Regions from separate parts of the Homo sapiens genome. Here region 1 is linked to region 2. Evidence: chromatin loops called from intact Hi-C (ENCODE). Cell type or tissue: ascending aorta. All regions are shown on one strand. Each heading gives the region's core, and the rest is flanking DNA. Links, peaks and the distances in the headings are about the cores only. Region 1 has its middle 40 kb from the start of IDNK. Region 2 overlaps FRMD3 (FERM domain containing 3).

The links. Peaks named below come from ENCODE experiments on the same cell type or tissue, not always from the same donor. Only the 100,000 strongest peaks of a DNase experiment are listed, where the experiment ranks them.
Region 1: it touches region 2 in a loop (2.5-fold over the local background); 36 of 110 quality-filtered maps call a loop at or near these places.

Annotation. Positions count from the first base shown.
Region 1 is chr9:83,575,205-83,591,561 of GRCh38, reverse strand. It overlaps a transcript of FRMD3 not described here. Among named protein-coding and RNA genes, the nearest start is that of IDNK, 40 kb to the left of the region's middle. RefSeq lists a silencer at 3,054-3,348. In ascending aorta, for the core only: a CTCF peak has its summit at 8,220 (motif pointing left); a DNase peak (open chromatin) is centred at 8,201; H3K27ac peaks cover 534 bases.
Region 2 is chr9:83,328,378-83,344,734 of GRCh38, reverse strand. FRMD3 (FERM domain containing 3) reads left to right here. Exons shown (of 14, transcript NM_174938.6): 5 at 1,448-1,545; 6 at 9,096-9,219. Among named protein-coding and RNA genes, the nearest start is that of FRMD3-AS1, 120 kb to the right of the region's middle. In ascending aorta, for the core only: a CTCF peak has its summit at 10,311 (motif pointing left); a DNase peak (open chromatin) is centred at 10,304.

The DNA of each region.
Region 1 (16,357 bases), core at 4,965-12,964, 250 kb before region 2:
AGAAGTGCTGGTGGTATTAGATGATGATTATTTAATCTTAAAGTCTATTCCCATCCTAGCCACCATTTTAGATATTACCATATTCCATTAATAGTAATGTGCTGGTGAGGTAAAAATACTCCAAGATAAATTAAACAACAAAATCTTTGCAGTGTATGTAAAACCTTTTTTTTTTTTTTTTTTTTTTTTGAGACAGAGTCTCGCTCTGTCACCCAAGCTGGAGTGCAGTGGTACGATCTTGGCTCACTGCAAACTCCACCTCCCAGGTTCAAGTGATTCTCCTGCCTCAGCCTCCTGAGTAGCTGGGACTACAGGCACTCACCACCACGCCCGGCTGATCTTTGTATTTTTAGTAGAGACGGGGTTTCACCATTTTGGCTGGGTTGGTCTCATTTCTGACCTCAAGTGATCCACCCACCTTGGCTTCCCAAAGTACTGGGATTACAGATGTGAGCCACCACGCCTGGCCCGTAGAGCTTTTATAAATGTAGAAAAAGTCATCCTTAATGACTATTAAGGATGTAATATGATGTCTGTGAAAATTAAGATAATTTAATATTCCATTTCAAATTTCTAAGATCTATGTAAACAAAATTATTTGATCACATTTGCCCCTGAAATAGCTGAGCTATCAAACACTGCTTGATAGACCTTTGGAGACCACCTGTGTATATGGACCATTTGTGGGAACACAGCCCCACATGAATGGAATGGAATCTTTCCCCACCATGGGCCAAAATGGAGAAGACCTCTTGACTGCCATGGTTGTAGAACTGCTTAATGAGGTTCTTCCCAGCCTGCCAGTCTATTGCATGGCTACTTCAAGGCTTTTGAGAGTTCCTGGTGCATCTGTCCTTTAAACAGCAATGGATGTCTTGAATCAGAAGTACATCTTATTTAGGCTGGGTGCGGTGGCTCACGCCTGTAATCCCAGCACTTTGGGAGGCTGAGGTGGGTGGATTACCTGATGTCAGAAGTTCAAAACCAGCCTGGTCAACATGGTGAAACCTTGTCTTTACTAAAAACACAAAAAATTAGCTGGGCGTGGTGGCGGGTGCCTGTAATCCCAGCTACTCAGCAGGCTGAGGCAGGAGAATCACTTGAACCTGGGAGGTGGAGTTTGTAGTGAGCCAAGATGGCACCATTGCACTCCAGCCTGGGCAACAAAAGTGAAATTCTGTCTCAAAAAAAAAGTATGTCTTGTTTATAATAATTTTATGGGTGGGAAAAATAAGATGGAAGTCAGAGGGTTTCCCAGGGTCATAGGGCAAGTCATTAAGTGATCACCATTTAAATTTAACTCAGTTCTTACACTTGGGTGTGAGGTGATGTATGCTGGGTGTAGCAAGCCATTCTTCACTTTTTAATTTGACAGAAAACTCACTTTATACATTTATCCTCAATTTTGTTTCTTGATTTAACTCCAGATTTTATCATATGACATTAAAAGCAGACATCCGAATGAAACTTATCTTTGTTTTAACTTCATACGCTACCTGGCTTCAAGCTATACTACCAGGCTACAGTAACCAAAACAGCATGGTACTGGTACCAAAACAGAGATATAGATCAATGGAACAGAACAGAGCCCTCAGAAATAATGCTGCATATCTACAACTATCTGATCTTTGACAAACCTGACAAAAACAAGCAATGGGGAAAGGATTCCCTACTTAATAAATGGTGCTGGGAAAACTGGCGAGCCATATGTAGAAAGCTGAAACTGGATCCGTTCCTTACACCTTATACAAAAATTAATTCAAGATGGATTAAAGACTTAAACGTTAGACCTAAAACCATAAAAACCCTAGAAGAAAACCTAGACATTACCATTCAGGACATAGGCATGGGCAAGGGCTTCATGTCTAAAATACCAAAAGCAATGGCAACAAAAGCCAAAATTGACAAATGAGATCTAATTAAACTAAAGAGCTCCTGCACAGCAAAAGAAACTACCATCAGAGTGAACAGGCAACCTACAAAATGGGAGAAGATTTTCGCATCCTACTCATCTGACAAAGGGCTAATATCCAGAATCTACAATGAACTCAAACTAATTTACAAGAAGAAAACAAACAACCCCATCAAAAAGTGGGTGAAGGATGTGAACAGACACTTCGCAAAAGAAGACATTTATGCAGCCAAAAAACACATGAAAAAATGCTCACCATCACAGGCCATCAGAGAAATGCAAATCAAAACCACAATGAGACACCGTCTCACACCAGTTAGAATGGCAATCATTAAAAAGTCAGGAAACAACAGGTGCTGGAGAGGATGTGGAGAAATAGGAACACTTTTACACTGTTGGTGGGACTGTAAACTAGTTCAACCCTTGTGGAAGTCAGTGTGGCGATTCCTCAGGGATCTAGAACTAGAAATACCATTTGACCCAGCCATCCCATTACTGGCTATATACCCAAAGGACTGTAAATCATGCTGCTATAAAGACACATGCACATGTATGTTTATTGCGGCACTATTCACAATAGCAAAGACTTGGAACCAACCCAAATGTCCAACAATGATAGACTGGATTAAGAAAATGTGACACATATACACCATGGAATACTATGCAGCCATAAAAAATGATGAGTTCATGTCCTTTGTAGGGACATGGATGAAATTGGAAATCATCATTCTCAGTAAACTATTGCAAGAACAAAAAACCAAACACCGCATATTCTCACTCATAGGTGGGAATTGAACAATGAGAACATATGGACACAGGTAGGGGAATATCACACTCTAGGGACTGTTGTGGGGTGGGGGGAGGGGGGAGGGATAGCTTTAGGAGATATACCTAATGCTAAATGACGAGTTAGTGGGTGCAGTGCACCAGCATGGCACATGTATACATATGTAACTAACCTGCACGTTGTGCACATGTACCCTAAAACTTAAAGTATAATAATTAAAAAAAAAAAACCATGGCATGGGAACCTCCCATTAGCATGGCCTTTAGGTTGGAAGGGAAAGGAAGAATCACTTAGCCAAGACTGAACAAAACATCAATCATTTGAAAAGATTGCTTGGCCTCTGATGAACTAGAAAAGAGTTGACTCACTAACCTATATTTCCCTCTGCTTACACTATTAACATGCTTTAGTGACACAGTCTGTTCAGTAATCTGGATCCTTAACATAAAACACTTCACTTGACATTTTTGCTTTTTTAGTTGCGTGTGGGAGGTACATTGTCATAAGCAGATTAGAACAAGGGAGTAGATGTTGAGAGAGAAGTTGAAAGAAAAAAAATTCTGTCTCACAAATGTGGTTCTGATTACATATTCAAGATGAACAATTACAGTTTTGGGGCAATCCTACTTAGGAAAAAGAATACCTAAGAATACTTATCCAAGTGAAAGTATTCTTTGTTCAAATCCTGAATATTTGTTTACCTCCAAGCTAGGTGATTATTTTTACTCTCACTGGTTGGATGTAAAATACTCCCTACTTCTCCTGAAAGGCTAGGGTGGGGATGGGACAGATTCCAAATGAAACCACCAGCTCCTTTCAACTTGACATCAGGATGTACGCTGGGCAAAAATTGTGAAAAAATAAGCTTGTCTTTCTTGCCTTTACTTTAAGAAAATTGTGATTAAATATAACATGAAATTTATCATCTTAACCATTTTGAGTGTACAGTTCAGTAGTGTTAAGTACATTCACATTGTTGTACAATCAATCTCCAGACTCTTTCATCTTGTAAAACTGAAACCCATTAAACAATTCTCCATTTCTCCATCCTTCCAACTACTGGCAACCACCCTTCTAGTTTCTGTGTCTGTAAATTTGACAACTTTAGATACTTCATATAAGTGGTACCTTACAGTGTTTGTCTTTTTGTGACTGGCTCATTTCATTTAGCAGAATGTCCTCAGTGTTCATCCATGTTGTCACATGTGTTAGAATTTCTTCCCTTTTTAAGGCTAAATAATATTCTCTCATATTATGTACCACATTTTGTTTATCCATTCATCTGTTGACGAACACTTGGGTTGCTTCCAGCTCTTGATGTGGGTGTGCAAACATCTGTTTTTTTTTTTTTTTTTTTTTTGAGATGGAGTCTTGCTCTGTCACCCAGGCTGGAGTGCAGTGGCACGATCTAGGCTCACTGGAACCTCCACTTCCCAGGTTCAAATGATTCTCCTGCCTCAGCCTCCTTAGTAGCTGGGACTACAGGCGCACACTACCATGCCCGGCCAATTTTTTGTATTTTTAGTAGAGACGGGGTTTCACCATGTTGGTCAGGCTGGTCTCCAACTTCTGACCTTATGTGATCCACCTGCCTTGGCCTCCCAAAGTGTTGGGATTACAGGCGTGAGCCACTGCACCCAGCTGCAAATATCTCTTTGCGAGCCTGCTTTTGATTATTTTGAGTATATACCTAGATGAGGGATTGCTAGATGATATGGTAATTTTATCTTTAGTGTTTTGAAGAACTGCCATATTGTTTTCCATAACAATGACACAATTTTACATACCCACCAGCAGAGCACAAGGGTTCCAGTTTCTCCATATCCTCACCAACACTTGTTATTTTTTTTCTGTTTTTAATAGTAGACATGCCAATGGGTGTAGGGTGATGTTGTGGTTTTGTTTTGCATTTTTCCATTGATTAGTGATATTGAACATCTTGTCATATGCTTGTTGGCTACTTGTATATAATCTTTGGAGTAATGCCTATTTAGCCTTTATTTTTTTGCACTCTTTATCTCATTGGGCTGCCTCCCTCATCCATATCCCTTCTTAATTATTTATGCCTTATATAGATCCTAAAAGAGGACTTGTGGCAGCTTCCAAGGATATGTATAAGAAGACAAAATAGTTGAGAAAATGGGATAAAAGAAAGCACAGTGAGGAAAATAAGATGAAGCCCAGGGGTAGGGTTAGGGCACAGAGCACATTTCAATAGCCCTCTTAAGTTGCTGTGGCTGCAGGTTCCCTAGCAGCTAGGGCAGAAGGGAAAACATAATAATTTGTTGTAAGGTAAACCCAAAAAGGCTTCTCAGGAGAGCACATCCCTTCCTGCCTCTGTGGCCTGAGAAGTTTTCCCCGCGGGACTGAGTGGGGGTTAGGACTTCAACAGATGAATTTTGGTAGGGGGGCACAATTCAGCCCATAACAGTTATTTTACTAAGAGGGGAGAGGTTGTTAAAATCTCCAACTTTTTTTTTTTTTTTTTGCACAGGTTAGAGTCCAGTGGCATGATCTTGGCTCACCGCAACCTCTGCCTCCCAGGTGCAAGTGATTCTCCTGCCTCAGGCTCCTGAGTCGCTGGGATTACAGGTACACACATACCACCACACCCGGCTAATTTTTGTATATTTAGTAGAGATTGGGTTTCACTCTGTTGGCCAGGCTGGTCTCAAACTTCTGACCTCAAGTGATCCACACATCTTGGCCTCCCAAAGTGTTGGGATTACAGTCGTGAGCCACCGCACCCAGCCAAAATCTCCAACTTTGATTGTGGATTTGTTTCTCTTTCTTTTCAGTTTGGTTGCTTTTGCTTTACATAATTTGAAGCTGTCATATTAAGTGCATACAAATTTAAGATTAAAAAAATCTTCCTGTGGACATTATTCTTTTATCATTAGGTAAGGTTCCTGTTTATCTCTTATTTTCCACTTGGGATATTCATTAGCCCTTTCTAAGGAGCCAACCTGAAGTATTTAGTTTCCCTGATTATGCTGTGCACTCATAAACTTAAAAAAAATCTAATTAGATAATACTTGTGTGGAATTTCTCTATTGTTTGGGATTACATTTGTGTGCATGTATCAGAAAACCAAAAAATAACAATAGCTTAGATAAGTTGGAAGTTTATTTCTAACTTGCATAAAGAGCTCTGAAAGTAGAAAGTTCTGTGGATGGTAGTTGCACATAATCATAGGAGACTCACGCTCCTGTCTCTCTGCCTCTCTACATAGCGTTTCTTGGCCCAAGATGGCTGCTTGGAGCTCCAGCCATCAAGTCTGTATTCCAGGCAGCAGGAAGGAAGAAGAGAGGTGAGTATAAGCTCAATGCTGCTTACACTCCATTGGTCAAAATTTAGATGCATAGCCACAGCCAACTCCAAAGGATCCTGGGAAATGCACTCTTTATAGGTAGCAATGTGCCCAGGTAAAAAGCGGGATTCTGTGAATAGAGAGGAAGAAACAATGAATGTCAGATTAGGCAAATAAGAGTTTCTATTACTGCATTATATATAGAGTTTCTTCCAAGACTGCCCCCTTACTGGTTGGGTTCTTTGGATCCTTAAGCCTTTGGTCCTGGCTGCTCGCTTTGCTGCAGGAAGCACCTTGTTCCTCCTGGCTGAGTGGGCTCCATTTCATATGGAATGAGGCTGAGCTCTGGCGGTGGCATCCTGCAGGGCTGCCCTGGAGGTTTCCTGGCTCCCTCACAATCCTGCTGTGTCTTCCAGGCTGCTGCCACCGCCCACAAAGTTTACAACCCAGACATAGCAGGACTCAGGGTTTGCCAGTCTCCCCGAGAGGCTCCAAATGAGAGAAGTGATGTTCCTAAGGTTTTAATGAGGCTCTAGTTTAAGAAACCTCAGACTTAAACGAAAGGTGAATTGAAATGCTTTATTCTTGTTCCCTGCCTCTGTCTTTCATGTCTTTCAAGCCCCTGTGAGGCTTTATTTACTTAATTCAATAATAGAAGTCTATTATAATGAATAGAGCTAACACTGCGTGACACCTCATTTGTCCTATTATCGATCCATTTCACGGATCAGACAGCTGTTGCACAGAGAGATCAAGTCCCACAGCAATGAGTGCAGAATCTGGACTAGAACCCAGGCATTTGGGCTCCTGAGCCTGCCTTATTCCCTGAGAGGAGTGCTGGCTCTTCCTCTTATTGTTTCTCAAGGAGAATTACAAGAGGTGTGGCACAATTTTAAAAGCAAAGTGAAATTTGCTTGAAATCTCATAAGACACAGGTTTCAAGAAACAAAACTTTCTGTCCATGACAAAGTTCTTTATGGAAGAAGATGAGTGGCTGAAAGGGGAGGTGAGAGATGGAGTGACAATACCAACACCCCCTTCGCTGGACTTCCTCACTCTAAAATTAACGGGGATGAAAGAGTGAAGGCTAGGAAGGAGGCTGATTGGATGTGGAGGGAATATAAGAAGTTAAAATGCTCCTGAATGAGACAGGGAAAAGAGGAGTAAGACAAGGAGGAGGAGGAGGAGGAGATAATCGGGGGAGGTTAAGAGACTCATTTTACCTTATTTATTTTATTTTTTTGAGATGGAGTCTTGCTCTGTCACCAGACTGGAGTGCAGTGGTGCGATCTTAGCTCACTGCAGCCTCCATCTCCCAGGTCCCGAGTAGCTGGGACTACAGGTGTGCGCCACCATGCCCAGCTAATTTTTTTGTATTTTTAGTAGAGATGGGGTTTCACCATGTTGGCCAAGATGGTCTCGATCTCTTGACCTCGTGATCCACCCGCCTTGGCCTTCCAAAATGCTGGGATTACAGGCATGAGCCACCACGCCCGGCCAAGAGACTTATTTTAAACAGAGCCTGTGGAGCCAAACACTTGGAAGTCAGGCAGAAGAGGAATCACTATCGAAGGAGGCTGAAGAGGCAAGGCCAGAGAGGCAGGAGGAAAACCAGGATCAGGTGGGTTCAGGGAAGACAAGAAAGAGTTTCCACTGGCTGCAGTGGCTCATGTTTGTAATTTCAGCACTTCAGAGGCAGGAAGATTACCTCAGCCCAGGAGTTTGAGAGCAGCCTGGGCAACATAGTGAGACCCCATCTCTACAAAAAATACAAAAATCAGCTGGCCGTGGTGGCATGCACCTGTAGTCCCAGCTACTTGGGAGGCTGAGGTGGGAGGATTGCTTGAGCCTGGGATGTCGAGGCTGCAGTGAGCCATGATTGGGCCACCACACTCCGGCCTGGGCTACAGAGTGAGACCCTGTCTCAAAAATTTTTTTTTCAACAAGGGATTGTATCTAATGCAAGGGATTATATCTAATTTAGATTATATCTAAAGCAAGATGTAAATTGAAGTGTGTCTGATGGATCTGGTAATGTAATTTTAATTATACTTTGAGTAAAATGGTAAATATGTACTTTCCTTTGGAAAAAATATAATAGAAATGTGGCTAGTACGGTATTGTGAGAAAATGGGGCTGGCAGGGGGAAGGCTTTTGCATTACAAATTGCTGATGGTATTGCTAGAAAGGGCTTCTACCCCTCCCTCTGCTGGCAGGAATGGGACATGTCTGGTTCTATGTTGAGGGGAATCAAGTGTGAGTAGCGAGATGTTCTTAACACTGAAGTTTTCCAAAATGAAATGTAGTCAGCATGTTATTTTTTTGAAGCAACTTAAATTTTTACCAGGACAAATTTTTGTGCAGAAAAGCCAGTAAAAATAAGAAATAATAGTTTCTCTAAAGCGAATTCTCAAAAATAGAAGAGATTGGAAAGCTATGGAATAATTTGGGATGGAAAATATTACTCTTGGCTCTGGAAATGAGTTGTAAGTCATGGTTGGTGAAGATCTTAAATATCATCTGGAGAGGACTTGTGTTTAGTGGAATAAGTTCAGTTTTTAAAACATTGATTCATTATGAGTGAGACGTGCTCCATGTTCAAGAGGCTATAGGCTTATCGATCCCAAATTGCAACGTCTCTTACAACTTGAAACTGATTATCTGGATCTGTTTGAAAAATTTCCCCAGGTGCTTCATTAATTGTACCTGATCTCAAATCTAGGCCAAAAATGGTACTTCAATTTGAGAACAGAGTCACTGACACCATAAATAATGTTTGGGAACCTCTCCAAATGCTAATTCCAGGGCTTTGAAGTAAAAATATAGCATCTCACCAATATTTCATTTTTCTTCTAAATTTGCATTAAACTTATTACCAAGGACATACAAAGTGAGTAACTTTTTGTTATGTTTTTGCTTGTTTAGGTTAACAGATTCTGCTATGGAGAGTTTTATACCTCATCCAAGATTGTAGTTAGAGCACACTGTTGTATGTGCAAGTTGGTGATTTGAAATTATTCCAATATAATGGGAGTTACTACCTTTTCTTACCCCAAGAATTTAAAATAAAAAGACCACTCTTTATTAAATTATCCACAGTAAAACAGATACTAGGTTCCCTAATAAATCAAGTTTAAGAGCAAATATACTCTAAATCCTTTTAAACTAAATAGTATCACTTTAATGAACTAAATTTAAGAATTGGAAGTTCTCTTGAAAATCCACTGAATATCTTTTCACTAAACCTGGAATTCTTCCAATTGCAACATTTTCTGATCTGGGTATTTCTCAAGACTTGATTAAGATATTGCTTTTCGGCTGGATGCAGTGACTCATACCTGCAATCCCAGGGCTTTGGGAGGTTGAGGTGGGAGGATCACTTGAGCCCAGGAGTTCCAGTCTTTATGGGCTATGATTGTGCCACTGTACTCCAGCTGGGGTGACAGAGTGAGATCCTGTCTCTAAAGAAAAAAAAAGAGATTACTTTTTATTACTTATGACAACCTTTTGAGGTATAATTCTTATATCATACAATTAACAGTGTATAATTCAATGGTTTTAGTATATTCACAGAGTTACGCAAGCATCGCTGCCATCAAGTTTAGAACATTTTCATCATTCTAACATGAAACCATGTACCCATCACTCCCCATTTCTCCCCAACCACTCTGCCGGCTATTTTGGACATTTCACATAAAAGAATTCATACACTATGTGGTCTTTTGGGATTAATTTCTTTCACTTAGCATAACTACACACTTCATTTTTTTATTGCAAAATAATATGCTATTGTATGAATATGCCACATTTTATTTATTCATTAATCCGCTGACGAACATTTGGGTTGTTTCCACTTTTTGTGTGTGGCTATTTTGAATGCTTCTATGAACATTTGTATACAAATTTTTGTGTGGACATACATTTTTGCTTTTGTTGGACATATACCTAGGAATGGAATTATTGAATCATATGGTAAGTCTGTGTTTAACCTTTTGGGGAAGTGCCACACATTTTCTCAAAGCAGCCACACCATTTTACATTCCCATCAACAGTGTATTAGGGTTCCAATCACTCCACATCCTTGACAATACTTGTTATTATCTGCCTGATTATAGCCTTCCCAGTGGATGTGAAGTGGATCTTGTGGTTTTGATTTGCATTTCCTCAATGATTACGGAAGTTGAGCATCTCTTCATGTGCTTATTGGTCATTTGTGTATCTTTGGAGGACTGTCTATTCAAATCCTTTGCCTGTTTTAAAACTGGGTTGCCCTTTTATTATTGAGTTGTAAGAGTTCTTTATATACTTGGTATACAATTTCCTTAACGGGGTGTAATTTGCAAATATTTTCTCCCATTCTGTGGGTTTTTTTCACTTTTTGGATGGTGTTCACTGAAGCACAAAAGTTAAATTGTTTTAGCATTTTAAAATTTATTTTATTTATTTAACATTTCATCTTTAAAAAGTAAACCTTTAATATGAAAATTTTCAAACAAACATGAGACAATATAATGAATCTCCTTGTTTTTAGCACCCAGCCTCAACAATTTGCTGTTCTTGTTTGATCTAGCCTCCCTCTCCACAACACTTTTATTTTCCATTATGCTTTGTTTTCTTCTGAAGTTTTTTTCATTTAAAAAAATTAGTATTATTTTTAATTGACAAATCATAACTGTATACATTCATGGGGTACATTGTGGTATTTTGATATATGTATATAATGTGAAATGATTAAATCAAACTAGTTAACATAACCATCACCTTACTTGATATTTTTTGTGGCAATACATTTGAGATTTCTTCCCTTGGTTATTTTGAAGTATACGTTATTGACTGTAGTCACTCTTCTGTGTAGTAGATCTCAAAACTTATTGTTCCTGTCTAGCTGAAACTTTGTACCCTTTGGCCAATAATTCCCCGTTCATTCTCTTGATCCCCATACTCCCAGGTTCTGGTGCCATCATTCTGCTTTCTACTGCTATGAATTCAACTTTTTAAAGATTCCATATATAAGTGAGATCACGAGGTACGTGTTTTTCTGTGCCTGGCTTATTTCACTTAGTATACTGTCCTCCAGATTTATCCATGTTGTTTCAAGTGACAGAATTGCCTTCTTTTTACAGACTGAATAGTATTCCATTGTCTGGACATACATTATCTTTATTCATTTATCTGTTAGTGAACACAGGTTGATTCCTTATCTTGGCTATTGGGAGTATGGGAGTACAGATATCCTTTTGATACAATGATTTCAATTCCTTTGAATATGTTCCCAGAAATGAGAGTACCGGATTGTACAGAGTTCTACTTTTACTTTTTTGAGCAACCTACACACAATTTTTTCATGATGGCTATACCAATTTACATTTCCACCAACAGCATACATGGGTTCCCTTTTCTCAGCATCCTCACCAACACTTGTTATCTTTTCTCTTTTTGATAAAAGCCATTCTAACAAGGGTGGCATGATATCTCATTATGGTTTTAATTTTTATTTCCCTGATAATTAGTGACATTGGGCATTTTCTTCATGGCCCTGTTGGCCATTCGTATGTCTTCTTTTGAGAAGGGCCTATTCAGATTCTTTACCTATTTTTAAATTGGGCTATTTGTTTTTCTTACTATTGAGAAATTCACTATTTGAGTTTCTTATATATTTTAAATATTAAGCTTTATCAGGTATATAGTTGCATAGTTGCAAAGATGTCTCTTCACCTTGTTAATTGTTTCTTTTGCTGTGTCAAAGCTTTTTAGTTTGATACAATTACATTTGTCTATTTTTGCCTTTGTGGCCTGAGCTTTCAGGGCCATATCCAAAAAACCATTGCGCCCAGGCTAATGTTGTGGAGATTTCTGCCTATGCTTTTGTCTAGTAGTTTTACAGTTCCAGGTTTTATGTTTAAGTCTTTAATTCATTTTGAGTTGTTTTTGGTTCATGGTGTCAGATAAGTTTCTAATTTTATTCTTTTGCATGTGGATATCTAGTTTTCCCAGCACCATTTGTTGAAGAGGTCATCCTTTCTCCATTGTGTGTTCTTGGAACCTTTGTCAAAAATCAATTGACTGTATATGTGTGGGTTTATTTACAGTCTTTCTATTCTCTTCCGTTGGTTGATGTGTCTGTTTTTATGCCATTACCATGCTGTTTTGATTACAATAGCTTTATAACATACTATGAAATCAGGGAGTGTGATGTCTCCAGCTTTGTTCTTTTGTAGTTCCACATGAATTTAAGGATTTTTTTTTTTTTTACATTTCTCTGAAAGCTGACATTGGAATTTTCATAGAGATTACATTGAATCTATAGACAATTTTGGGTAGTATAGGCATTTTAAACAATATTAATTCTTTAGCTTCATGAACATGGAATATCTTTCATTTGTTTGTGTTTCCTCCTATTATTTCATCAGTGATTTGTAGTTTCCAGTACAGAGGTCTTTCATCTCCTTGGTTAAATTTACCCCTAAGGTTTAAATTTTTTTCTTGTTACTATTGTAAATGTAATTGTTTCCTTTTTGAATAGTTTGTTATTAGTGTTTAGAAATGCTACTAATTTTCATATGTTGTTTTTGTATCCTGCAACTTTACTAAATCTGTTTATCAGGTCTAGCAGTTTTTTGGTGGAATCTTTGGGATTTTCTATATATATGATCATGTCATCAGCAAACAGAGAAAATTTTACTTTTTTCTTTTCTATTTGGATGCCTTTTATTTCTTTCTCTTGCCTAATTGCTCTGGCTAGGACTTCCAGTATTATGTTGAAAAGAAATGATGAGAGTGGGCATCCCTGTGTTGTCCCTGAACTCAGAGGAAAATCTTTCAATTTTTTACTGTTGAGTACTATGTTAGCTATGTGACCTTTATTGTGTTGAAGTCCATTTCTTCTGTACCTAATCTGTTAAGAGTTCTGTTTTTTTACCATGAAAGAGTGTTGAATTTTATCAAATGATTTTTCTGCATTTATTGAGATGATCAGATGATTTTTATACTTCATTTTGTAAATGTGGTATATCACATTTATAGATTTGTGTATATTGAACCATCCTTGCATCCCTGGGATAAATCTCACTTGGTCATGGTGAATGATTGTTTTGATATGTGATTGAATTTCCTAGTATTTTGTTGAGGATTTTTCCATCTATGTTCATCAGGGATATTGACCTATAGTTTTTTTCTCTTGTACTATCCTTGTCTGACGTTGGTATCTGGGTAATGCTGGCCTCATAAAATGAATTTCGAAGTGTTCCCTCCAGTTCAATTTTATAGAAGCATTTGAGAAGGATTAGTATTAGTTCTTCTTTAAATGTTTGGTAGAATTTAGCTGTGAAGCCATTTGGTCCTGGGCTTTTCTTTGATGAGGTAATTTTTTATTACGGATTCAGCTCCTTACTCATTATTGGTCTGTTCAGATTTTTTTTTTATTTCTTCATAGTTCAATGTTGGCAGGCCGTTTGTGTCTAGAAATTTATCTATTTCTTCTAGATTATCCAATTTGTTAGCATATGAGTGTTCACAGTAATTTTCTTTGATCCTTTGCATTTCTTTGCTATCTGTTGTAATGTTTCCTCTTTCATTTCTAATTTTATTTATTTTAATCTTCTCTCTTTTTTTCCTAGTTAGCCTAAGAGTTTGTCAATTTTATCTTTTAAAAATGCAACTCTTATTGTCATTAATTTTTTTGTCTATTATTTTCTGGTCTCCATTTATTTCTGCTCTGATCTTTGTTATTTCCTTCCTTCAGCCCAATTTGGACTCAGTTTGTTCTTCTTTTTCTAGTTGCTTGAAGATTGTTTATTTGAGATCTCTCTTCTTGTTTGGTATAGGCGTTTGTTGCTATAAAAACAATAAAGTCCAGTTCTTTTCCCCCTTTGTTGCTTGTGCTTTTTGTGTCATATCCAAGAAGGCTTTGTCTAACCCAAGATCACAGAGATTTCTACCTATGTTTTCTCCGAAGAGTTTTATAGTTTTAACTTTTGCATTTAGGTCTATGATCCACTTGGAGTGTTTGTATATATGGTGAGGAATGGGTCCAACTTTATTTTTGTGTAGATAGATATCCAGTGGTCACAGCACTGTTAGTTAAAAAGACCATTCTTTCCCTCATCGAATTGTCTTGACGTTCTGTTGAAATCAGTTGACCATAAATGTGAAGGTTTATATGTGAACTTTGATTCTATTCTATGGATCTACATGTCTATTCTTATGCCAGTACCTACACTGTCTTATTTACTATTGCTTTTATGAAATTGGAAAGTGTGCATCCTACAACTTTATTTGTAAGATGATTTTGGCTGCTCTGGGTCCTTTATATTTCCATATGTATTTTAGAATTTTGCCAGTTTCTGGAAAAAAAAAGTCAGCTGGGCTTTTGATAGGGATTGTACTCAATCTATAGATCAATTTGAGGGTATTGCCATCTTAATAATATTCTTCCAATATATCAACATGGGATAATATGTCTTTCTATTTATTTAGGCTTTTAATTTCTTTTAGCAATGTTTTTTACTTTTAAGAATTTGTAGTTGTTTTAAAAAGAAGTATTTTATTTTTTGATACTATTGTGAATGAAACTGTGTTCTTAAATGTTTAGATTTTCATTCCTAGCATAGAGAAATACAATCGATAGTGCATATTTTGTATATTAAGCTGGCAACCTTGCTGAACTTGTTGATTAGTTCTAATAGATTTTTTAGTGGATTCATTAGGATTTTCTGTATATAAAATCATGTCAAAATAGAGGTAGTTTTATTTCCTTATTTCCAATCTGGGTGCCCTTTATTATTTTTTTCTTGCCCAATTACCTTGGCTATAAACTCCTGTACAATGTTAAATAGAAGTGGTAAGAATGGACATCCTTATCTTATTATTGATCATGGGGGAGAGTATTTAATCTTTTACTATTAAGATGGACACATAGAGGGGAATAACATACACTTGGGCCTGTTGGAGGATAAAGGGTTGGAGGAGGGAGAGGATCAGGAAAAATAACTCGTGGGTAGTAGGCTTAATACCTGGGTGATGAATTAATATGTACAACAAACACCATGACACAAGTTTACCTGTATAACATACCTGCACATGTACACTTGAACTTAAATAAAAGTTAACAAAAAGTATGATGTTAGCTGTGGGCTTTCTTGTAGATACTTTTTATTAGGTGAAGGAAGTTCCCTTTTGTTCCTGGTTTCCTGAGTAGTTTTACCATGGTAAAATGTAGAGTTCGACAATTTTTTTTTTTGCAACTATTGAGATGATCATATGGTTTTGTCTTTTATTATGTTGATGTGGTATATTACATTAACTGATTTTTGGCTACAAAACCAATCTTGCCCTCCTGGGATTAATTCTACTTGGCCATGGTGATTAATCCTTGTGTATGTTGTTGGATTTGTTTGCTAGTATTTCGTTCAGGATTTTTTTGTCTATAACTGTAAGAGGTATTGATCTGTAATTTTCTTTTCTTATGATGTCTTTGTCTGGCTTTTAGAAAATTTTTTATTTTTTTTTTGTAGAGATGAGGTCTTGCTATATTGCCCAAACTCCTGGCTTCGAGTGATCCTCCCGCCTTGGCCTTCCAAAGCACTGAGATTATAGGCATGAGCCAATGTGCCTGGCTTGTCTGGCTTTGATATCAGGGTAATGCTGGCCCAATAGAATTAGTTGAAAAGAATTCCCTACTTTTCTATTTTCTAGAAGAGTATGTGAAAAATTGGTATTAATTCTTCCTTAAACATTTGAAGGAATTCATCAACGAAGCTATCTGAGCCTGTACTTTTCCTCGTCGGAAGTTTAAAAGCTAGTAATTCAATCTCTTTATTTGTTATAGGTTTATTCAGATTTGTCTATTTCTTCTTTAGTCAGTTTCAGTAGTTCACATCTTTTTAGGAATTTATTTGACCTAAGTTATCCAATTCACTGGCATACAGTTTTGTGTGTTTATTGAACAAGTATATCCCCTCTTAATATGAGAACTCTCCCACCTCCATTCTCCATAGTTTATAGTGGGAGAATTCCCTAGTCACATTTATAAGGAGTGAGCTGGGCTTCCTAACTACCATTGATTGATCCATCTGACCAACTGGGGGTTGAGAAAGAGCTGCTTTTCCTCCAGTCACATGGGCCAGTAACCCATTAACTCAGAAGCTCTCAGAAGCCACATTTGACATCATGTTGCCTGAAAAATAGAGAAAACCATTCTGCAGCAAGAGGTATCAGTGAAGCTGACTGGAAGAGTACATATGGGAGGCAGAGGTTTGATTAGGACTAAACCCCTCGTTCTAGTTCATTATCGAAATTGGGTTTCATTCCTGCTAATAGTTTCACTCTCTCGCAGCCTTCTTTTTTTTCC
Region 2 (16,357 bases), core at 5,388-13,387:
TCCATGATCTGCTGTCTGTAACCTGGAGACCCAGGAAAGCCAGTGGTGTAGTTCAAAGGCCTGAGAACCAGAGAGTCAATGGTGTAGATTCCAATCCAAGTCTGAAGGTCTGAGAACCAGGAACACTGAGGATAGAAGATTGATGTCCCAGCTTAAGCAGTCAGGCAGAGTGAATTCAGCTTCCTCTGCCTTTGTGTGCTATTCAGTCTCTCAATGGATTGCATGAGGTCCACTCACACTGGGGAGGGTCATCTGCTTTACTCAGTCCACCAAGTCAAATGCTAATCTCTTCCAGAATCACCCTCGTCCAGAAAAAATGTTGAACCAGATATCTGGGTATCCCATGGCTCAATCCAGTTGACACATAAAAAATTAACCTCACAAGGTGATAACTGGGACTGATTGAGAGATGCTCCCCACAAACCCCCAAGAAGTTGAGAAGGAGAAAAAACATTGGTTTTTGAGAGTTAAACTCTAAAGGAAGCACGGAAAGAATCTGCACACATCTGTAAAGTTACTCTGCTCAGAAACAACAGATCCCAGGCCTGAGCCTGGAATGAAAGAACCTTGAGAAGATGAGGAAATTGGAAGAGAGCTTGATCAGTGTGGAGTAACAGAAAGGACAGGGACAAAATGAGCCTGAGCCAGGGGTTGCAACCTGGCACACTGCTCTGCTGCCTGCCTCCCACCTTGCTATTTTTCTGGAAAAACTGGACAAAGTGCTTTTCTAGTGGCAGCACTAGGCTGGAGCTGTGCAGTGGCTGCCCCCTTTCTAGGGAGCTGCTGTGTCCCATCCTGCTTCCAGCACTTCTTGCACCAGCACAGGTGACTTGCCCGTGTCACAGGCCACTGTGTGCCTGGCCTCAATAGGCATCTGAGTGTGCCATCCCTGGAGTGGGGAGACTCTACACAGATGACAGCTCTAGTTGTGAATCAGTTAGTTGCCTTTCTGGCCTCATAATGACTGCGTCTGTCTGAGGTTGATTAATGTGTCTCTCTGCCCCTAAGAAATGATGAGGCTGGCCTTATGTATGGATTGAGTCCGTTTCCTGGCTCTCCGTTTGAAACAGAGCTTGGGCAGCATGTGCCTGAGATGCAGCTAGTGATGACGGTGGCCATGGCTGTCCTCGTGCGGGAGCTGCTGCCAGGAGCTCTGGCCACTGGGTCCTGTGGCTTTCCTCATTTCTTCTCGTGCCTCTTTGAAAAGGCCGAGCCTGCTCAGCTTTGGAGGCTGATAAGATCTGCTCGGCAGACACTTCTGATTTTCTGAATTCAGAGGGCCCCTCTCAGCTTTCCTCTGCTTGTTCTACAAAGGGCTGGGCATGTCTAAGCCAGTCTCTAGAGCTGGGAAAAGCTCTGGTCACCATGGGAGCTAAGCATGAACAATCCTACTTCTTCCAGACTTCAGCCAAAAGTTAGAGTGACCATTTCTCCTTTTGTATTGCAGATACCTTTTATACCTTCAGATTAAAAGGGACATTTTTCATGGCCGCCTGCTGTGCTCCTTTTCTGATGCTGCCTACCTGGGTGCCTGTATTGTTCAAGGTAAGTCTGGCCACAGCTCACCCACGCCACCTTTGCACTGTGGAGCTCTGGCTGTTTCAAGCCTCCCTTCTCTCCCACCCGTGGCCATCCTGCCTGTGTCTGTGGCTGGAGACCATGTAGGGCTGGGTACGTAGCAACAGAACCCCAACTCACCTTCCCTTCCAAGCCAGTGGGGTCCCGGTGAAAGGCTGGGCTGAGATGTTCACAGGAGCCTCTGCAAAAACAGAGTTGCTCAAGATCCCATGAGTCAGAGTCAAAAGCTCTCTTTCAAAGGGGCTGGAATGTGGAATGGGTGGGTTTATAAGAAGCTCTGAAGGGATGTGGGTATTGTATGTTCTCAGTTCCAAATGCTAGGTGAGAGGCCTAATGGACATATTGAGAGGGGAATCTGCATCTAGGAAGATAGGTGTTAAACAAAGGGGTCATCCCTGGAAGCATTTTTGTGTCTATCTAACTATCTATCTATCTATCTATCTATCTATCTATCTATCTATCTAATCTATCCATCCATCCATCCATCCATCCTATCTATTCGTGTGTGTATGTGTATACATACGTACATGTCTATCATGTCTAATTCCTCAGCTCTTCTAGCTGTGGGCATGGTGAGGAGAGCACAAGTCTCATAAACTGTCACACCACCATTTGAATCTTTCTTCCCATTTCCTGGATGGTTCACCATGGATAAGTTACCAAGTTACCTAAGCTCTTCAGGGTTCAGTTTCTTCATCTATTAAATGGGATAGTCATCCTCCCTTCCTTGCCATGTGATTTCAGAGACCACTCTGCACCAGGCCAGGGGTAGCGCAGGCCCATTAGAAGTGACTACTGTTCTTTTTCCAGTTGAACAAACCCTAGGGGAAATAGCTAATGTGTTGATGTCGGTTGGGTTCTGAATGTTTCCACCTAGTAAGGAAAGTGGTTTGAGGGAAGGAGGCCTCCAGGGCCTGAGGCACCATATGGCCACGGATGGGCCCAACACCCAAGTGAAAATGGCTCAGGTGTTCTGTTCCCCTGGGCCAGTTGAGAGGCAGCTGGAGGGACTCAGATGATCCAGCTGTTGGTAGCATGAACATTAATGACATGTTTATGAGAGAGAAGGCAGGCTGGGGGAAAGAGAGAGAGAGAGAGAGAGAGAGAGAGAGATGACTATGTCAATCTTCCAATGGATCTGGAATAACACAGGAGCTTCTGATGGGCCATTAGCTGGTCATCGGTTATGATCATCTGCCTACCACAACACTGAGCTTGTCACTGATTGAGAAACCTGTCATTCTCCTGGGGATTCCCCTGTGGCCCACCGCCCTCCCTGTGGGATGCTCTGTGCTGTGAAATAGTTCCTTTGATCCTGTTCTCAGTTGTGTTTGGTCTCTCTGAGAATTCCGAAATGGGTGTGTGTGTTGTTCTTCACCCCCTTCCCTGGGAACAGCTTCATCCTGGACAGCAGATTTTGGCAGAGGTGTTAAAACCCTTGGGTATTTTCCCATTTAAAGCACTATGGTTGATACTGTAATGGGAAACAGCCCCTTCACCGACACTGAAGTAGAGAATGTGTTTCTGAAAGCTGCCTCTCTTACCTTGGAGTGAAAGGACTGTAAATCCCATAGTTCCCTTCCTCCATGGTGAAGGCTGCACATCTTGAGTTAGGGTGCACTGTCTTAGGTAAGAGACAAGGGAATCGATACTAATCCAAGCAACAGACCAGCATATGAGGATTTCAGAATGCATTTAGGCATTAGTGAATTACCATCAATTCTCCAAGGACATGCTCAATATGGATCTATAATGGAAAGCTCGCCATCCTGTTTTCTGTTTGAAATAAAGCCACGGAGCCTCCATCCAGACGATCAGGGCCCTATTTTATCCCTCATTGCTATTATTACTGACCACACTCACACAGACACTGTGGAGAAAGTAGAGTGGGAAATGGACTGGCAGACCTCAAAAAGACCTTTTGGCTCTCAAATGCAGTGCTGTCTGTGGTCATTTATAGCAAATTCAGTAAAAGTGGTTCATAAAGGTCTGATTCTCGGGTGAGTACTTCGGCAGCACTGCAGGTCATTCACAAATACAGATATAGATGGGCATTTCAGAACTGCTTATTCTTACAGAGTAATAGGGAAGATGGAGTAAGTGATTAGCAATCTTATTCTTACAGAGTAATAGGGAAGATGGAGTAAGTGATTAGCAATCAGGAGGCACTGTCGCCCCTCATCGTCTTGTTTGCTAATGCTCTTTCAAGGAGTATGTTTTAAGCTTCAGTATATTCTGAGTTTATAAAAAACAGTCAATCAAGTTGGATGTGGTGGTGCACACCTGTAATTCCAGCTACTTGGGAGGCTGAGGCAGGAGGATTTCTTGAGGCCAGGAGTTTGATACTAGCCTGGGCAACATAGACAAGACCTTGTCTCCACAAGGAATACAAAACCAGTCAATCACCTGGAGTTTTGCTGCCTGTACATACTGAATCCAACGAGCATATTTAAGACATGCAATGCATTTTCTTTCATAATACAAATTGCAAAACAAACACAGAATCCTTGGGATCTATTTATATTCTTTCTTGGTAAAAATATCTTTCCTGTTCCTTTTACAAAACAACACCACAGAGGAATTCAACTTATCTCCTCTGCCTGGTATGTTCAACCCCTGTAGAAATCTTGACTCCTGCTGGATATTCAGAACTCAGTCCCGAAGTCACTTCCTCTGGTAAGTCTACCTGGACCACTCGAGCTAAAGCAGCTCCCTCCTGCACGTCATTCTTTCTCAGAGCCCTGTTGTGTTTTCTTGCAAACACTTAGATCTTGAGTTGTTTTTGGGCTTATTGTGCATTTCCTCTTATATAGAATCTAATTCCATGGGAGTAGGATCTGGGTGCTTTTTCACAGCACTCTTCCTGTGTCTGGCACACAGCAGGTTCTCCACTAAATATGTTAAATGAATCAGGGCACTTGCCTGAAATGAATCGGGGCACTTGCCTAAACTCCAGGTGATTGACAGGTTTTGTATTTTTTTGTAGGCAGGATCTCACTGTGTTACTCAGGGTGGTCTCAAACTCTGACCTCAAGCAATCCTCCTACCTCAGCCTCCCAAGTAACTGGGATTACAGGTGTGCACCACCACACCTGGCTTGATTGACTGTTTTTAATAAACTCAGAATATACTGAAGCTTCAAACTTGCCCTGATTAACCATGGTTAATTAAATTAGTCACAACCATTTAACGTTTAAATTTAACATTTCGTTAAATGACTGTGCCTGATTCATTTAACATTTAGTTAAATGATTGTGCCTGATTCATTTAACTATGGGAAAGACTGGTTGGCCGCCTGCTGGGATGGTATCACTACCTCATTCATTCATTTGTTCATGTGTTCTCCAAATACTTCCTGAGAAGTTGCTAGGGGGCCACATGGCAATACAAAGTTCCTGTGGGAAGATGGATAAGGAAACAGGCCATTGTGACCCTGCGTTGTTGGTTAGATGGAGGAACACACAGGCCCAGTCCCTGCTATGAGTGTCCCAGGAGGGCTCCTGACTTAGCAAGCATGGGTCAGGGAAAGCTCCTGAAGGAGTTGGCCCTGGAGCTAAAGGTCCTGCATCTCAAATTCTTTTGGAATGAGTCCTTTCCAAACCAGGGGAAAGCCTGTTGCTTTTTAGACTTACTGTTTCTGACCTTACTCACCCATTCACTTCAAACTCATTGGATTTTTCTCTTAGAATTGAATCCTTTTAGAAAAGTGCTAGAGCTGGTTTCAAACCGCAGGGCCTCCAGTTGTATGTCATTTGTCACGACTTCAACTTCCAAGTCATGAGCAGGAGGGAGAACCATGGCGGCTTACCCAACTCCTCTTGGTATGAATAGCTAGAAATCTTTATTCATTTTAAAAAACCTGCCTTCTGCTTAAGGAGAGGTCAGAGTTAAAGACAAGCTTTAGGGAATCAGAGCAGGGCCTGTGATGGGGACAGTGTTAATCTTGTCAGCAATCCGGTGCAGTCTTCACAGCATTTCTTCTCTAACTTTTCTAACATTTGCAGTGTGTAGCATTGCAAGTCTATAATATCTCACAAGATTTCCTGGAAAGAAAAGGGCACCCTGAAAAACGATGCCCTCCCTCACCAACCACTCTGCAAGCTGACATTTGCATTGAAGATGACCCAGTTTCATATTGGTGGTCCATTGTCCCATCACCTTTGGAAATTACCTATGGAAAATGGAAGCACTGGGATCGTCCATCTCCTAAATATTAATGCCTGTAGCTAGCTCACAGGGGCACAAGCGTGTATGTGTGTAAAGGTGGACATGTTACGTGTATTTCTTTTGGAACATAGGTTGAGTTAATCATCAGTTTATGGCCCACCTCTCATCATTGGTCCCTTTAGGCCCATGGATTGATTGATTGATTTCCCTTTTTCCATTATTCTCCATTTCCACTCCTAAGGGCAATGCTGGGTTCATATACATATCTTTGTCTTTGTATCCATCCTTATAAAATGATTAATATTGTTTTTTTGTGTCTATACTTCTAAATTTCATAAATTAAATGATGCTATAGAACTCATTGTATTCCCTCCTTCTTACGCTCAGAACACTGCTTTTGGGATCTGTCCATATTGCATACGTACATCTTATTTTGTTGATTTTAACTGTGACAGAGTGTCCCAAAGGGTGCGTCTTCCATGTTTTACTTATCTAGCTGTCCCACTAACAATAAACACCCAAGTTGCCTCCAACTTCTGACTATTATGATTAATGCTGTCATAAAAAAAACCTTGAACATATCCTTTTTTTGCACCTAGAGTTTTTCTAGGAAAAATGCCCAGAAATGGGATTGCTAGGTCATAATATTTGACTAAAAACTCCCACCTTGCTCTCTGGAGGAGCAACATGCATCTAGCACCCTTCAGCAGTGCACAAGTATTTTTGTTTTCTTGTGTCTCTGCCAACTTCCTAGTTTTATTGCCAATGTTATAGGTATAAAGTAACATCTTGTTTTGGTTTGCATATCTCTAATTATTCATGAGTTTGAGCATCTCTCCCTACACTGGCCCTTAGGGTTTCCCCTTCTTTGAATTGTCTGTTCATTATCCTTTGACCATTTCTCTATTGGTCTTCCTGTCCATTAAAAAATGATATGTAGGGATTTCTTCTTTATTCTAGATATTAGTCCTTGTCAGCTTTAGATTGTGAAGATATGTTCTTTCAAGTTGTCATCTCTCTATTACTTTGACTCTGATGTCCTTTATTAAACAGAAATAAATTTTAATTTTGGTATGATCAAATTAATCAATTTCCCCTTTGTGACTGAAAGTATTTTAGGTCTTATTTTAGAAGTCTTCCCTCGCTGTGGTATATGTTCTAGGTTGTTTTAAGAACTCTGTAATTTGAATTTTGTCCAGAAGCTTTAAAGAGCTTTGATTTCCTCCTGGTTATATACTTTTCCAGTCATTGGATGATGTGACAATGAAGGGACAGTGGATACAAATTACAGAGTTGGATGTAATTTTTCAGATGCACTCAAGGCATACTAATTTTTTTCTACTTCAAAGTCATATTGGTCATCAGGTTCTTCTAATACAATTTTCCCACTATCTTTAGTCTACTCTCCTGGGCCATATCTTTTGTTTCTTCCAGAGACACTTGCTTCTTCTGGCTCATATTCCTTAGCATGCTTGTGGAACCAATAGAAAGTATTCTTGATGCCAGACATCACCTTTGCCCCTCCATGCTGTGGTTCACACACCCATCTCTGCTTGGCCTTCTGGGTGCTCAGAGATGTGTAGGCATTTCTCTTTTTACCCTTGAAGATCCTCTGGAGGTGCCCTTTGTTAGTGTCAGCTGAAGAATCATGAAGTACATAAATTTGGAAAGAAGAGCTTTATTTCTCACAAAGGGTTGCAGCTTGCAGGGTGGCCATTCTGACAGGTGGGGAAACGTAGACTCTGGCCAGAAGCTGGAAACAAGCACTTCAAGGGTGGGAAGAATAAGACAAAGATTTATGCTGAATGGGGTGGCCAAGTATACGTATTCAACAGGTTATTATAGGGGCTGTGAATAGTCACAAAAGGAAGGCACAGGCATGCATAGTAGGCTAGCACATAAGCAACATGCATCCCATGTTCACTTTTGGGTGGAGACTTAACATTTAAATGTATTATCATTAGGGCCTATACAACAAAAGGTGAGGCAGAGGACACAAAGGCCCTCTGTGCACAGCCTCCATAGACTGGCCAGAACCACTTTGTAGTCAGTGGTCTCTTACCAGGAAGGAATGCTGATCAGTTACTGTGTCAAAACCACAAAAGGGAGGGGCAGCATCGGCAATTGGTTGATATCAGTGGTGCAGTCTTTCAGAAGGGCTGGTTTCTGTTTAACCCTTGGTGTAGGAAACCTAATAGCAATTAATGAGGGAGGGGGTATAATGAGGTCTGACCTCATCATGTCTGGGAACTCAGTTTTTAAGGGTTCTCTGGGGCCTCTTGGCCAAGTGGGGGCAATGTTCAGTCTGTTGGGGGGCTTAGGATTTTATTTTTATTTCTCATTAGACTCCAGCAACAACTTTAATCTAGTATGCTCTTCTGTTTTAGATGTATACTCCTTAATTTCAAGAGCAATCAATTTGTTTTTAAGTGCAATCCCGCTGGGTTCCTTCTAGTGATTTTTCAATGAATAAGCCACACCTGCATAAGCCTCAGAGCAGGCAGCTCCAGTCAGGGAATTCCTGACACAGAGAATATTAGCTGTGAATGGAACCCCGAGGAATGTCCACTGGTTTCCATCTAAAGGTGGTACCACCTCCTATCCTGGGGAGCATTTGGAAATACTGGGGCGGGGGCATTAAATTTTTAAAAAATGTAAAACATTTTAAATCAATAAACATTATATATATTTATGGTATACAACCTGATGTTTTGAAATATGTATGCATTGTGGAATGGCTAAACCGAGCTTTACATATACATTACCTCATATACTTATCATTTGTTTTGGTGGTGAGAACAATTAAAAGCTACCCTCTCAGGGATTTTTAAGTATACAATACGTTGTTTCTAATTATAGTCTCCATGTTGTACAATGCTCTCTTGAATGTATTCCTTCTATCTAACTGAAATCCTGTATTCTTTGACTAACTTCTGGGAGAGAGCAGTTTTGATGGTCACAGTGCCTGGGTCTGCTGCTAGCATCTAGTACCTGAAGGGTAGAGCTACTAAATGTCCTACAGTTCCTTAGAAAATCTGAAATAATAAAATTGTTCAGCCCTCAAAATGCCAATGGTGTCCCCACTGAAAAACAGTAATTTAAATCCTTTATTATACTGATAAAGAAGGCGAGACCCAGAGAAGATTCTCAAGATCCCAAGCTCACACAGCTCGATCTGAACTGGAATATGAGCCTCTAGACACTCAGGCTTTCTCTGGGTACAGATACATATTTTTGGGTGAGTTTATTCCAGCCTCTTCTTTTGGATGGCAGGAGGCACTCCATATGCACCCTGCTCATGTTATTGTTTTTAATCTTTCTCTGTCTCTTTATTTTTTCACTCATTACAGCTGAGCTTGGTGATTACGATCCTGATGAGCATCCTGAGAATTACATCAGTGAGTTTGAGATTTTCCCCAAGCAGTCACAGAAGCTGGAAAGAAAAATAGTGGAAATTCATAAAAATGAACTCAGGTAATTACTGAGTAGACATTTGTGAAAATGATAAAGGGGAGAAAATATTCTTACTGCAGGGAATGTGGAAATCACATCGTGAAGGAGGAATATTTGTAATGTATGGATAGGCTGTTTTGCGTGGCAGCGCAATTTTTCTGGGCACTGTCAAGGACACCCTGGTGTCCTCCGTCAATAACAATCTCAACAGTTTGGAGTCCTATGAGTGGCTGTTTATGATCCATCAGTAGTTATTAGATCCATGTATTTTCTTACACATATGGATTTCTAAACACCCTGAGCTTCTGAAAGTGGAATCTAAGGTAAATAAGTAAACCTTTCTGATTTGAATTTTGTGTTGCCTTTTTCCCACCGGTGGCCATAGCTGGAAGCATTGACTCCAAGTAGAATAGAATCCATTGGGAAGATTCCCTTTGCTGAGCTACTTTCAAGATGACAGATTTAGTGTCTGATCCTCTTTTTCTCACCTGCGATGCTTCAATGATAGCTGCACAGTAGCAGTGGTAGAAGCAAAATTGCATAGAGCATTCACCACGTTCCTAACACTGTTCTAAGCACTTTGCACATATTAACTCGTTTAATCTTCACAACAACCTAGGAGATAGGTTATTGTTATTCTCATATTACAGATGAGGGAACCGAGGCACAGAGAGGTTAAACAACCTACCCAAGGTCACGCAGCTAGTAAGTATCAGAGCTGGGATTTGAATTCTGGCAGTCTTGGTCTAGAGTCTGTGCCTTTATGCCCTGTGTGATGGTTACACTCTACATGGGCTGCTGGGAATCAAATGAAGTGTGTGTAGGGATCATTGCCAACTTGGAATTTAGGTAATTCAAGTAGTCTAGTCTGTAGCTAGAATTTAGATACTGTGCAAACTACAGAAAAAAAAATCATTTTGGTAATAGCAAGCATGGGCAGTGTTATGACAAGTGTTGATGAAAAACTGCAAGAACTGAGATGCTTCCATGTTCTAGGCCTCTGGTAAGTATAAAGAAAATTGCATCATTGGATTATGCATTCTGGAACAGACAACTGTCCCGGTGTGAGGAAATTGTTCTAGCTCCCTCCTTTATGCAGGCGCGCCCCCTACTGGTGAGTCTGGGAAGAGTATATGTGAGGGCATTCAAGGTGGCAGCTTATTTCAGCTGGGAAAATATGACGCTTAGTCTTAGAGATAAAGATGATTAGACATCAAAACATTGTACTACTTTCAGAAAGCAACAGGCCATCTATGTGGGTAATTTTAGAGTATTGTCTCCTAATGAAAAGCCTTGTTGAAGATACATGAAATTCTCACTACTCTTTTGCTATTTTGGAGACAAATGTACTAGAGGTAGAAATAAAGTTCGATATTTTTGTGGAGGGGTTTGTGGCAGAGCAGTGTTCCGGGGAGCACAGGGTGAGAATCCCTGGATGAAGGAGTTGCACCCACTGTTTGAATTGATAGGAGATGGGAATGGAAAGGTTTTCTATGCCCTGAATTTGCAGGGCCTCTAACGCTCAGAACATAGGATAATAATATACACTTATTGAGCATTTACTTACTAGATGCCAAAACATTGTGCTAAGAGCTTTAAGTGCATTATCCCACTCAGTTCTCCCAAACTCTATTAGATGGGCGCTATTGTTCTTTCTAGTGTGGGATGAGGAAAGTACAAGCTGAAGTGGTTAAAGGACTTGTGCTTTGTAAATAGTGGAGTCAGGACTTGAACCTTGGGTTACCTGGCTCAAGGTATGCCCATGCTCTTCTCCCTTTGTTGAGCGTTTAAAGGGAATCAGGTAGTCGGGTAGGTGTTTCACGGTGATCACCATGTCAGCGGTGCCTGAGGATGGAGAACCAGGGCAGGAGGGCCAGTTAGTAATTTCTGGTATTCAGACAAGAAACGGGAAGGACCTGAAAAAGAATAGGAGTAAAGGAAATTGAAAGAAGAGAGTCATGAGAGGCGTTGCAGCCAGACTTGGTGATCCACAATTTCATGAGAAAATGAGTGAATCACAGAAGATTCCAAGTTGTTTTATTAACATTCAGAAAGCTGTAGCTTGGACCCTGGGCCAGCACCTGAGCTTGTGGAGATCACTGAAAGTGGTCATCATGCACTCAGGGAAGACGGGGGTCATCAGTCACTCGCACTTTATAAATCTTGGAAGTAAGTTCTGTGGTTTGATCAAAGCTGCCATTCTATGGCACATGTGGTCCTGCACATTTGAAACATCCATTAAGCCTTTGTGAAGAGTTGGGAGTTGTATGCCTGAAGGATGAACCTGTCAGGAATCATATCACCTTGCAAGGACAGCTTCAGGGGCTATTTCCCTGTGTATTTTTGCTCATTCTAAGTAGTTCTGTATTTCATTCAGCATCAGTGCAGCAGAGAGATACTTTTGGTTTGGAGGGTAAGACAAGAAGAGCAGAAGAGGCTGACAGTGCAGAGGGAGAGGAGCTTTCTTGCGTCTGTTGGGAAACCTGCTACAGGGACTGAAGGTGCTCTGGGGGTGCCACCACCCCTTCATACACAGGTCAAGAAAGTGTTATCTGTCTTGTGTAAGGAATTGGGCCTTGGTTGAATTACTCTGCAAACCTGACCAAGCCAGGAAGGAGTCATGGATGGAGAAGACCTGTGCTTGGCTGCACCAAACCATGGCCATCCTGCTCTCCAGAGTCACCACAACACCCGTGACCCTCCCACTTAGCTAGGGATGGTGTGTGGCCATCGAACTGCTGTTCTGAAGACTTCCTGAGAGGATTCCAGTTGGCTTTTGTTGGGGTTTGAGGGACCCAATAAATAACCTCCTTCTTCCTTCCTGCTTTCTGAATCAGCTGAGAAATAAAACACAACAGGTGCTCAAATATTAGCAGAAATGATGATTTACAGGGAGATCAACATGTTTACCTCAGGAGGGGGTGGTTTCACAACCTTCTCCCAGCCTTTTTATTGATTAGGATTATTCTGCTCCTGTGATCTCTGAGAGAGGAAAAAAAGTCACCATTCTTGGCAGAAAATTAATGAGAGAGAAAAAAGAAATTTCCTCTCTGGGAGGCTACAGACTGCTTGAAGGTGGGACCAAGATGGCCTGATAGATAGGCAAGAATAACAGAGTTCTTTGGGGGATGGTGGGGGGAGAGAGAGAGAGAGAGAGAAAGAGAGAGAGAGAGACTGACTCTTCCTTGGAGTTTTAAGAAGACCAAGATTTTAAGAAGAATTTTCATGAACTAAATTAGATTGATGACTGAAGGTAAAAGTTCATGCTTGGATCAATGTTTCTTCTTCTGAGTCCTTCACTGTACTGGAGGATAGGGAGAAGCAACAGTCTTGCAAATATAGTAGCATGTTATAGTTATCGATCATCTCTATTTCAGTCAAGATCAGTTAGATTTTGCTGAGGAAACAAACACCCAATGCTCAGTGGCTTAGAGCAAGAAAGGCTTCTTCTTGACTCTGCTCTGTGCCCACCAGAGGCCAGCTGGGGGGCTCCGCCCACCATTGTCACTCAGGGAAGTCAGAAACTTGGATTTGCCAGATGTTGAGCCACAAGGAAAAGAGCCCTGGAAGGTCATGCTTCATTTCGGAAGTGATTCATAGCACTTCTGCTTACAACTCTCTGATCAGGACTCATCCCAAGATCTTACCCAGGATCAAGGAAATGCAATTCTATGGTGTTCAGAAGGTAATAGGAGCTGGAAACAGTGGGCACCCAGCCCTTAATGGCCCTCACAACTCATTGACTAATAGAGTTGTTTTTCTTTTTTTAATAGACTTTATTTTTTAAAAGAGATGTTTAGGTTTACAGCAAAATTGAAAGGAAGGCACAGAGATTTCCTCTATACCCCTTTCCCACACATGCATAGCCTCCCTCATTATCAATATCCTTCCTAGAGTGGTACATGTATTACAACCGATGAGCCTACATTGATACATTATAATCACTCATAGTTGATAGTTTACATTAGAGTTCACTCTTGGTGTACACTCTATGGGTTTGATGAATGTATAGTATCATTCCATTGCAATACCAATACCATTATAGTATCATACAGAGTAGTTTCCCTGTCCTAAAAATCATCCCTCCTTCTCCCCTAACCCCTGGCAACCGCTGATCTTTTTACTGTCTCTATAGCTTTTGCCTTACCCAGAATGTCATAGTTGGAATCATACAATGTGTAGTCTTTTCAGATTGGCTTCTTTCACTCAGTAATATGCATTTAAGTTTCCTCCATGTCTTTTCTTGGTTTAAGAGCTCATTTCCTTTTGGCATAAAATAATATTCCATTGTCTGTATGTATCATAATTTATCCATTTACCTGCTGAAAGACATCTTGGTTGCTTCCAAGTTTGAGCAATTATGAATAAGGCTGCTATAAATAACTGTGTGTAGGTTTTTGTGTAGACATAAGTTTTCAACTCATTTGGGTAAATACCAAACACCATGATTGCTCTATCATATGGTAAGAGTATGTTTAGTTTTATAAGAAACCACCACACTATTTTCCAAAGTGGCTGTAGCATTTCGCATTCCCACCAGCAGGGAATGAGAGTTCCTGTTGCTCCACATCCTTGCCAACATTTGGTGTTGTTAGTGTTCTGGATTTTGGTCATTCTAGCTAATAGAGTTGCATTTAGAAAGATTTTTATACAGGCATCTTTGGGCCTTTTAATATCATGTGAACTAGATGATATGGAGATGTGTCACTTACATAACCCACTGAGCCGAATGATTCTTCTAGGTAAGGGCTAGTTAAATATTTTTGGCTTTCTGGGTCATACGGTCTCTAGTGCAGTGACTCAGCTCTGTTTTGGTAAAGCAAAAGCAGATATAGACAATTCTTAAATGAGTGGGCCATGATTCAATAAAACTTTATTGACAACACAGGTGGCAGGCCACATTTGGCCTATGGGTCCTAGCTTGCTGACTCCTGTTCTAAACACATGGCAGACCAGGTATGGAATCAATTTCTACTTCACTCTCCTGCCTCTGTAGATAATTTTAAGTTATCAGGAGCCATATTTGTTTGTAAAACTATGTGTGAAAAATAATCTCTTGTAATTTTCAGACTTTAAGCTTGGTGTGCAGAGATGAGGACTGATTTAGAAATAGGTTATTCCTCCCTCTAGAGCCCTCTGGTGACTGGAGGAAGCCATTGCTGCAACCCCTGAGGACTTGATGGTCCTCTGTTTTTTTTGTTTTTTTTTTTTTGAGATGGAGTTTTGCGCACCGCAACCTCCACCTCCTGGGTTCAAGCAATTCTCCTGCCTCAGCCTCCGGAGTAGCTGGGACTACAGGCATGCGCCACCCTGCCGGGCTAATTTTGTATTTTTGGTAAAGACGGGGTTTCTCCATGTTGGTCAGGCTGGTCTCAAACTCCCAACCTCAGGTGATCCACCCGCCTCTGCCTCCCAAAGTGCTGGGATTATAGGTGTGAGCCACCATGCCTCGCCAGTCCTCTGTTCTTTTTGTCCCTCTTGGTTTCTGTTTTCCACAGCTTTAATCAAAGCCACCTGGGGTAAGAGGAAATACCCATTCCGTTAGTCCTGAGGGTGCTCGGAAGGGGTTTAAGATCAAGAATAAGATTGCTTTTACCATAAAGAACCCTGATAGACTTTGCTGGAGGTATTTCCTAGAGTTTCTACTCAGCTAGTCTTTTCTTCCTCTCATCACCAGTTCATCAGGTTTGTCATTAGAGACAGAGACATTTGCATTAACTTCAGTCATAGGTCATCAGCTTTTAAATATTCAAAAGGCTCAATTGGCAGTAAAGCAGTTTTGATGAAGTATATTCCTTGCCCTTGAAGAGCAGGAAAATCATCCAACTAGCCACACTATAATGATCCGGGGCAGTGAGGTTTGTGCTAGAAGCAAGAATGACACAGTGTGTTTTTTAAACAGAGTAATTATCTCTATTTCTTAAAGGTTATATTCTCTGTAAATCATGCGCCATGGCTATAGTTTAAAAAAATGGAGTTATCATTTTAAAAACGTCTAGGTTTCTAGAAACAAATACCCTGACATGAAAAATATCCTCTACCTTTGCTTCTGATGAATAGATCACAAGGGCCCTCTTAAGAAATGTTTTTGTCAGTTTTGAGAAGTGTGTTTATTGTGTAAAAAGAAGACAAGAAATAAATGTCTGGTTATTTTACAACCCCAATCTTTCTTAAGATGAGTTTTCTCTTTGTCATCGATCTCTCTCCCTGTATCATTTCCCTTCCCAAGTCCCTTCCAAACTCATAGAATCTCTCTCCCTGGTAGATTATCAAATCAATTTGCATTTTTTGTTGCTATTTGGTATAGCACCTTTCTTAGGAAGGGGGAAGATGGGATGATTTGGGATCAAATGCGTTCACTGTAAAAATGAAGTCCTGGCATTTTGTGGCCTAGGGTAAAGGACATTTCTAGGGAGGGATGGGCTGGGGCAAGTGGTGTGCATGTCCAAGCCATTCATGTTTTTTATACAGGTGAAATCTAGCTACGATGACCTTAAGGGGGAAAAAGCAATGTTACCAAAGTGCAATGTGGCCATGAAGAAGGAGAGAGGGTTATATTATTGAAAGTAGGAGTCAGCCATTACTTAATACATTGTCTGATTATATCTCACATGTGATTCTAACTTATGCATAGAGCTAAAGATTCTTTGAACTTTCAATGAGACTATAACAGTGAATTTATCCAGAGGATATTTATCCATCCTTCTATCCATTTATATTTCATCCATCCATCCATGCATCTTTCCATCCATCCATTCATACCACTAATATTTATCGAAGAGCAGCCTTTTGTGGGGCACTGTAGTAGTGTGGGATGGCCTAGCCCAGATTTTCGGCCATTTCATCCCCAAGCTGGGGTCTCCTTCATCATCCACACTCCCCTATGACCTCATGGTTTGAAAGATTTTATCTACAAAATAATTCATGAAGCAACAATTAATTTGCCTCCTAATTTTTATTAGTCAAAGACAGTTTTGACTATCATTTAGCGCCTTCGACTATCAAGAGGTCACTAGCCAACAGCAAAGAAATTTGACAGCCAATTTCTATGCTTAAGGGATCCTTGGAGTCCAAAGCAGTAGTTATAAAATGACAGTCCTTGGACTACACTGTGACCCAGATGTATGTAGTTTGAGCCAAATAATAGCTGTAAAAAATG